2 separate regions of the Mus musculus genome follow, and region 1 is linked to region 2. A link is a loop called in an ENCODE intact Hi-C map of the cell type or tissue named here. Cell type or tissue: left cerebral cortex. All regions are shown on one strand.

Region 1 (4,000 bases), 100 kb after region 2:
GGAAACCATCCCCTTCTCGGGCCGTAGGCCAGGTTGGCCTTGACCTCACATTCTCCTGCTTTAGATACCTAAGTGCAGGGACCACAGGAAAGGACCACCACGCTTGGCTTGCCACTACTCTTGAAGGGAAGAAGATTCTATCTTCTTGATCCTCACTTTGAATGCTCTAAACTTTTAAAAAATTTTCTACTTTAAATTTTCTTTTATCTATTTATTGTTATGGTGTGGGTGTGTGAACATGCCAAGGTATGTACATGGAGGAAGCAACTTTGTGAAGTCATTTCTCTACTTCCATCTTTGAGTGGGCTTCAGGGATCGAATTTGGTGAGCAGATCTGCATAGCGAACGCCTTTTCTGCTGAATGTCCTGGGTCTAGGCTTTCTAATTTCCTACATTAGATGTTTTGACAAAGCCTTAAAGCTAGAGAAGAGGCTTTCTAAAAATTAACAGGAACCACAACTAAACATGCTGGAGCAAGAGATGCTGCAGAGCAAACTGGTGGCATCGGAGGCAGGAATGTATTTTCCCTCTGCTCTCTGGAAAGCCTTAATTTCTATAGGTCTGAACTGGTCATGCACATCGTTATATTTTATTTCCTTCTATCTCAGGCTGGTCTAGAAACCGCAGTGTAGCCCAGGCTAGTCTAAGACTTGTGATTCTTCTGCTTCAGCCTCCGGAATGCTGTCATTCCAGATATGCACCACCATAGCCAGCATTTCCTATTTCTCTTTGTAAGCAAACCGAGGGATTCTTTTAATGTGTATATCTTTAATTTTTTTCCACACAGTCTAAACCTTTCATCGTATTGAAGAAAAGACCCACTTCAGGGAACCTTTGTATGTCACCAAGAGAACTGATTTAATTAAGTACCTACTGTGCAATTCACACTATTATATTACTTAACTGGTAAAGAGGTGAAACAGCTTGATCAAGCTCAAATAGCTAATTATGTATCAAAATAGCTTCTGATTCGATTATATTTTGGTAGACCCAGTGTCCATGTCTGACCAGCTCTTGGATAACACTTGGATAATTCCTCATCCCTTAGAGAGTTAAATAGTCTACCTGGTTGATATACATTATGCCTGACTCATCTCTGTTGGTACTTTCCTGTGAGGAGCAACATGGTATAGCACATGCTATTTTTCCTTGCATATAGAGTCTTTTTTTTTTTAAATTCGACTGAAATTAAATTTGCATCATAGTAAAGTACCTAGTGAATTAATATATATGCATATCTTTATTGAATATGCAACACAAAGTCGGTGCATAATAATACTCATTAAGCTCATGTTTGTACTGAATTTAATAGCTATGCCCCAATTTTCTATTTATTAAAGCAAATGGGATTGTGTAGTAAAGGTAGGTTTTTATGTTTAAATTTTTTCTCATCTTGTAAATGGACCATAAGACAATTAAAGAAAGTTTTGCTGTGGAACTTTTAACAATCACATTGCTGAAATATTGACTGTTGATGTTCTCTTAAAACTGAAACCCTAAATCATGTGATTATTCTTTTCCTGGTGGAAAAAGTGTGTAAAATGTCTTTTAAAAGAAGCCATTGACACACCAAAGGGGGTGAGGAATCCCATTTTCAGAGTTCAGTCTTATAATGTAGTGAGCCATGAAAATGAATTCTTAATGTATGACCTTCCGTCTATCCAAAATACATAGGCTCTTCTTATTTTCAGTCCAGATTTGAAAGTCCTAATTCAGATATAAGGAGGCTCTTTATCAGGCTTTCTTTCAGCTGGCTTTTCTATGTTAGGAGGCAGTAACCAGACAATTTATAATGATTATGGCAACATATTGAAGTGTAGGGAGAATGTGTCAGATTTTTTCATTTACATGATAGACCTTGGTTTTTATCACTTTTTTATTAGATGATAACTATTGAAATGCAAAACAAAATAGTGTTTTGGTGTCCTAAGACCTATAACTACAGACAATAGTCGGCTGGTTGTAAAGGCTACTCCTGTTTTGGATGTAAATATAATGGTCTGTAGAGCAAGATGGTTTCCATGATGTTACCACTCAGAAAATTTAGCACTCCGAAGTCGTGAAGACTGTCATTTGCCTACCCTCTGTTTTTTAGATAAGTGTATATAATTTTAACTATTTGAAATGTTATTCCACCCACATGCAGCACTCAAGTACAAAAATCACTTAGAACATAGACAAGGTAATTCATGAAAAACAAATTACGGTATCAAAATAGTCACAGATTCCCTGTAAAAATGTGAAGTCAAATGTCATCTCCCACTGGATGGAGACTAATGTGCCATGTACAAAGCCTTTTATTCTAAGTATTCTGTAACAGAATAGAATTTCTTCATTCTGAAAATGTATCCAGTTATATTACTTATTTCAAGTTCTATGAACGGGGTGTACTGTCTCCTGTATCTCCCATTACTTCACCAGGCTAACACTCCACCCATTTTCAAGGTTTTGCTTTATAGAAATCCACTTTTGAAAAGTCTCTTGGGTCATTAGACTGGGCTAGGTGCACCCACCTTGAATTCATGGCCTTTACATTTACCACACCTCAGCACCAACCATATCTTATCCCACACTACACTTCATATTTACTACAAAACAGCCATTCATGTAACAACCCTAGATGGATGGAGAATATCTGTACAATTTATCTTTAAAAGCTGAATTAAACTGAACATGTGGACAGCTGGGAGGCATGAGAACCATTCCTCCAAGCTAGAGAGTTTTATGGTTTTGCTCAGATGCACAATAAGTTTAAGAATATTTCTTTTTAAGTCTAGTTCTGAATTTTTAATCATGTGATTCCAGTGAACGTTTGGGAGACTCTTCCACTGAAACTATTGAAATGAATATGCATTTTAAAAATTGAAATCTGTGCCCATGGTCTGTGGACACTTCAGTAGTAAGCTTGCCAAGAGAAGGAACTATGAACTGTGGGGAGGAAAAGAGAGCACTTATCTCACAAATCCAATTACAAGGCTTACTTTGTTTTGTTGGTTTTGCTTTTATTTTTTTTTCACATCGTATACCACAAGTGACTAATGTGAACGTTCTGATTGATTTATTCAAAGAGTTTCTTCCCGAAAAGTGACTGATCATCACCCCTTCTCAAAACCCTTCCATTTGCAGAACAAAGAAAACAAATATTTGTGCAATACCGCAAAGCATAGCTTTTTTAGTTAGTTTTTCACTACTGTCATGGGTTTCTTAAGGTAAATGACTTGAGGGAGAAGATGCTTTGGTGCTTGGTTCAGAGGCTTCATGTCCACTGGTTCCATTGACATTTGGCTTGTGTTTAGGAGAAGGAAGGCATGAAGGAAGCTGCCCTTTGATGGCAGGTCTGGGGAAAGTGAGGAGAAGGAGTGGAGAAGACACCCTTCTCATCATGGCATGGTCCTAGTCACCCACTCCTCCAGTCAGGCTTCACCTCCTATTCCTACTCCCTCAGTCCTTAGATGGTTTTAGAGCCCAGCCCACTCACTTGCAACCCAGCCTTAGCACCTGGGCTTTAGGGAGCACTTCCCACTCCCAAGAGTTTTCATTTCTTTGGTCCTTATGTTCCCTAGGTTTCTACTTTAATCTGTGTCTACTCTTACCACTCTCACAGTTAAGCCTGGTTACTGACAATTTTCTGGCTTACAACAGTGGATCACGACCTCTCCATCTTCACATTTTAAGACTCTCCTGCTGCCTATTTTCCCCAAATGTCCTTGTAAAGAGGAAGCCAAGAGAGGCGGCGTAAACTGATCAATACCAAATGTTTTCCTTAAGAGAAAATGAGAATAGGAACCCAAATTTCAGGCTTCTCATCTCTCAGCTGAAGGGCTTGAATTTTATCTAGTTACTTTTACATTTCTGAATAGATAACTCTTAGTAAGAAAATGCTTTCAGAGAAAAAAATCTAAGATATTTAAAAAGAAGATCAGGAGAGAGCTGGTTACAAAAACACAAAAGAAATCCTGTGCAAAATTTTAGTCCCTTTCCCTACAGAACCCTAAGTCAC
Region 2 (4,000 bases):
TGAAGGAAGGAAGGAAGGGGAAATCATATCATTGTAATCTCAAACATAAAATAAAAAGCCAGGGAGTTCATTTTGTGCTCCTCCATCACTCCTGGTTATAGGTCCTACCTAGAGAATGGTTCAGATACCCACTGGCACTCCCTTGGCAAAAACTGATTTTCCCTTTCTCAACATGTAACAACTGAAAATGGCTTCTCGGTTGGAGAAAGGACTTTGTTGTATCCTTTTTTTTTCCTTGTGGGATTTTGTCAAGACATGTTTTATCTGAAGTTCGAGTGGTCTGGTATTTAGCTTCTCAAGTCTGCAGACATCAATAGCTTTTTAATAAATACTTACCATGCAGTGGGGACTGAAAATACTGGTACTGGACACTGACATTCAGACATGGTACAGAAGTGAAATAATATAGACAACTCAGTCCCAGGGGTGGGGACAAACAGACAAACAGACATGGATGACATCTGCAGAAATGAATTAGTCATTCTATATAATTATATATCTTCTTAGTAAAAGGTGCTGCTTGGCAGAGACTCCAAAGGAGTTTTCAAGCCCAACACAGATTCCTCCCACGGGTGTGACTCATCTCGGGAAGGATTATTCTGTCCTTATGTTAGTTAAGTGGATCTACTTTGTCTTTCCTTTAGACTACATCCCCTGAGAACTTCACTGGGGCAACTGTGGAGGGAGGGAGCTTCGGGTTGACCTCTGCCAGTCTCCTATGTTTCTGGTTCATCTCTTCCGATCACATTCATGAAACAAAGTTTGTTCTGTGAAACAAACAACGAAACAAACAGCATCTACTCCTTAGGCTTGATCCTGGTTTCTATGTGCAGGTGGCAGAGAAACCAGAGTCAACCTGACTGTAGTTTTTTGGATTACTGATAACAGTAATGACAGTAAAGCGTTTGGAAAAAATAACCTTTGTTTGAAACAACACTTAGAGGCATTATTCTTTGTCTGTAGTGGAAAATGTGCACTTTGAATCCCATTTTTCTGTCTCGTAGAGTTCCAACCATCAACAGCATAATTACTAAATGGTACTGAATGTGACTGTGTTGATTTGGTTTACCTAATGCTTCTCCAAGGCAGATACAGTCTTTATACTCAAGAGGAACAGAATTTTAAAATCAGAAATATAATTCATATCTGCCAGTATTCATAACTTGGAAGATTTTCAGTTGATAATAGCAACCTGAGAGCCTGCTTTTCCATTTTGTTTCATTTCTTACTCTGAAAATGGAAAACAAAATGGAGATAGGAGTAGGCTCAGGAGAAATTACAAAGAAATACTGGGTAATGTGAAGGACATAGACTAGGAGAACCCTAAAATAGCAAATGTTCATTGGAAATGTGATCAAGACCATCTGAGAACAGTTGCAACTGTGACAAAGATTACACCATAGCAGAGGTAGAGGAATGCCAAGCCTTGACAGGCTACAGAAATCTAGGTCCTGTGACTTCTTAAAATTGGTTCTTCCAAACCATGCTGTCACACCAAAAAGGTGGTGGACTGAAAATGGACCAGCAGAGTAGCAACCAAGAGGACCAGGCTGCAATGTTTAGCTTGCACTGTTAACCAGGGAAGAACACCAGGACAGAATGTCTCAGCTGCCTTATTGTTCAACACTATTTGAGAAAGCAAAAAGGTGGGAGCCTTGAAGTTTAGAAAGACAACTGAATTTAATATCATAAAATCTCATAACATTCTTTACACTAAAATCCTAGATACTATTGAGGTCAAAATCTCCAATAATGTTTCCAAGAGAATGAAGAAGACATTATTAACAGATACTTGAACATGACTGAGACTCAGTTGAGTAGATCAAAGTAGAAGAAGCAAACACGGAACAGATGCTTAGAAACTGTTCAACTTTTCCTCAATTGTTCAAACTTCTATGCAGTTAAAGTGAAGTATGTGAAAGTGTGAATGCGAGAAAATGGCTTTTTAATCCAAAAGTGATTCACCGTGCGGTTACCATGCCAAAACATAAAGGCAGAAAGAGACACCAGCTGCAAACTCTGGAGGTTCTTAGCACTCATCTCTGTTCTACTTAGTGCCAGCCAGGCCAGCTCAGAGACAAGAGGTAGAATCACTAATGACTCATCCATTCATGGGTTTGGGTGTTGATCCAGCTGTTGGATTGAAAGAGTGCTCATCATCTGTCACGAAGAGCTCTAGCTCTGGGCCATCTTCAGTGTGGTTTCCAGCACATTACACCTGTCTCCTAGGTCAATCCCTTGTTTTTCTTTTTTTTCCCTCCCTTCACTTTTCTTTCATTATCATGTTCTTACCAAAGCAAACATTTTAAATAGCCAATCCACTATCTTCCTTTTTAAAAAAATAAATACGATTTCTAGAGACAGAATGTTCTAGGCAAAGCAAATGTTTTAAATAGCCAATCCATTATCATTTTGATGCTTTTTGAAACAAATAGGATTTCTAAAGACAAAATTTCTAGGAAGTTTTTTTTTTAATTGCCTACTTAATTGTTGTATTTTAAGAATTTATTTTTCTCCAGCAACGGAAGAACAGGACATATTTCCACTCTAATAAGGCCTCATGGGCACTGATAATACAGTTAACAAGCAAGAGCCTATTTGAAACGTGTGTGTGTGTGTGTGTGTGTGTTTGTGTGTGTGTAAAGTCTTCTAGTTTGCTGACAAATTTAATGAATATAAGAATTTAACCTTGTGTATGAGGACAGAAGCTTCTCACTTAGACTCTGCAGTCTCACTTAATTTTATTTTTATTTTTATTTATTTACTTTTGAGACAATTTCTCTGTGTAGCCTTGGTTGTTCTGGAATTCATTCTAGACCAGACTGGCCTTGAACTCACATAGATTCTCCTTCCTCTATCTCTCAAGTGCTACAATGTCCTTTATAAACTCCTGTATAAACTCCAGAACTCTGAAGCTACCTGCCCTAATCCTAGTAGCAATGTCTATATCTAGATGTTGTCTTGTTTATCATATTCTAGTCCCTGCTTCTGCATCCCAAGGCTCCTTGTGTTTTATTCTGTTGGATATTTGGCCAATATTAACCTTTCTCTTGTCCTTTTGAGTTCAGATCCAAATGAGACTTACCTGTGGGAGATGATAAAGTAAAAATGAAGCTATGGGAACTGTATTACTGTGATGGGCTTCTTAACACATCACCCTTGACTTAACAGGCCAGGATGGAACAAACCTGGAAAGACTACTGTAGTGCTACAGTTTTCTCCTGGGGTGGAGAGTGGTTTACAACACTATGTCAGCATGTAAAACCAAAAGGAAAAACAATAGCAGCAGCAGCAGCAGCAGCAGCAGCAACAACAACAACAACAACAACAACAACAACAACAACAACAACAACAACACAGAACAGAAGGATGCTTGCTCAGACAAACTCCTAGGGCAGTTATTCTTTTGGGAGGAGCAATAGAAATGTTGCAGGAAATGCCAGAGCACAGGGACAAGCACTTCCCCTCCTGTCCCATCTCCTACTACAGCAGTTTGTAGGAACCTGTGGTTTCCAATCATGGAGCCTACTCTGCCAAGGCCTCTGAGAGCTAGTGAATGAAAGAAGACATCAGGAATAGATGGGAGGAATTCTACTCCATATACCCAAATCCCTTCCCTGGCTCCCTTTTCAGACTCTCTCAATGGATTCTTTGTAGGTCTTGCATATATTTTCACCCTTAAAGGAATTCTTCCTGGAAGCTATAGTCTTGGTAGCTATGTGCCCCAGACACATAGATTCTTCCAACACTTCCTGTATTATAAACAGCCAGCAGACATTAATGGCGGTATTCCACACAAGCTTGACTATTGGCCACAATCTACTATGGCTCTTAAAGGTTCAGGTGTGTTTCTTGCTGGGTGAGCACCCTCCCAATTATTCTTAGGGGTAAGGCCACTGTGTCACCTAGAGCTTTCCGGTTTTTTTGGTTCCTCTCTAAGTGGATTAGCAGGCTTAAGTCCACACCAGGAATAGAGAGGGTGGGACAGAATCTTGCCTTG

Evidence for each region. A loop is a pair of places that touch in the nucleus more often than their neighbours do. Peaks named below come from ENCODE experiments on the same cell type or tissue, not always from the same donor. Only the 100,000 strongest peaks of a DNase experiment are listed, where the experiment ranks them.
Region 1: a loop joins it to region 2, with 2.5 times the contacts of the local background. A loop is called at or near these places in 2 of 42 quality-filtered maps.

The regions. Positions count from the first base shown.
Region 1 is chr2:80,082,921-80,086,920 of GRCm38, reverse strand. All of the region lies in intron 2 of Pde1a (phosphodiesterase 1A, calmodulin-dependent), which reads left to right. Among named protein-coding and RNA genes, the nearest start is that of Pde1a, 44 kb to the left of the region's middle. In left cerebral cortex, no CTCF peak of the experiment used is centred here; a DNase peak (open chromatin) is centred at 2,189.
Region 2 is chr2:80,185,137-80,189,136 of GRCm38, reverse strand. It overlaps a transcript of Pde1a not described here. Among named protein-coding and RNA genes, the nearest start is that of Pde1a, 58 kb to the right of the region's middle. In left cerebral cortex, no CTCF peak of the experiment used is centred here; DNase peaks (open chromatin) are centred at 557, 1,432 and 1,998; H3K27ac peaks cover 3,227 bases.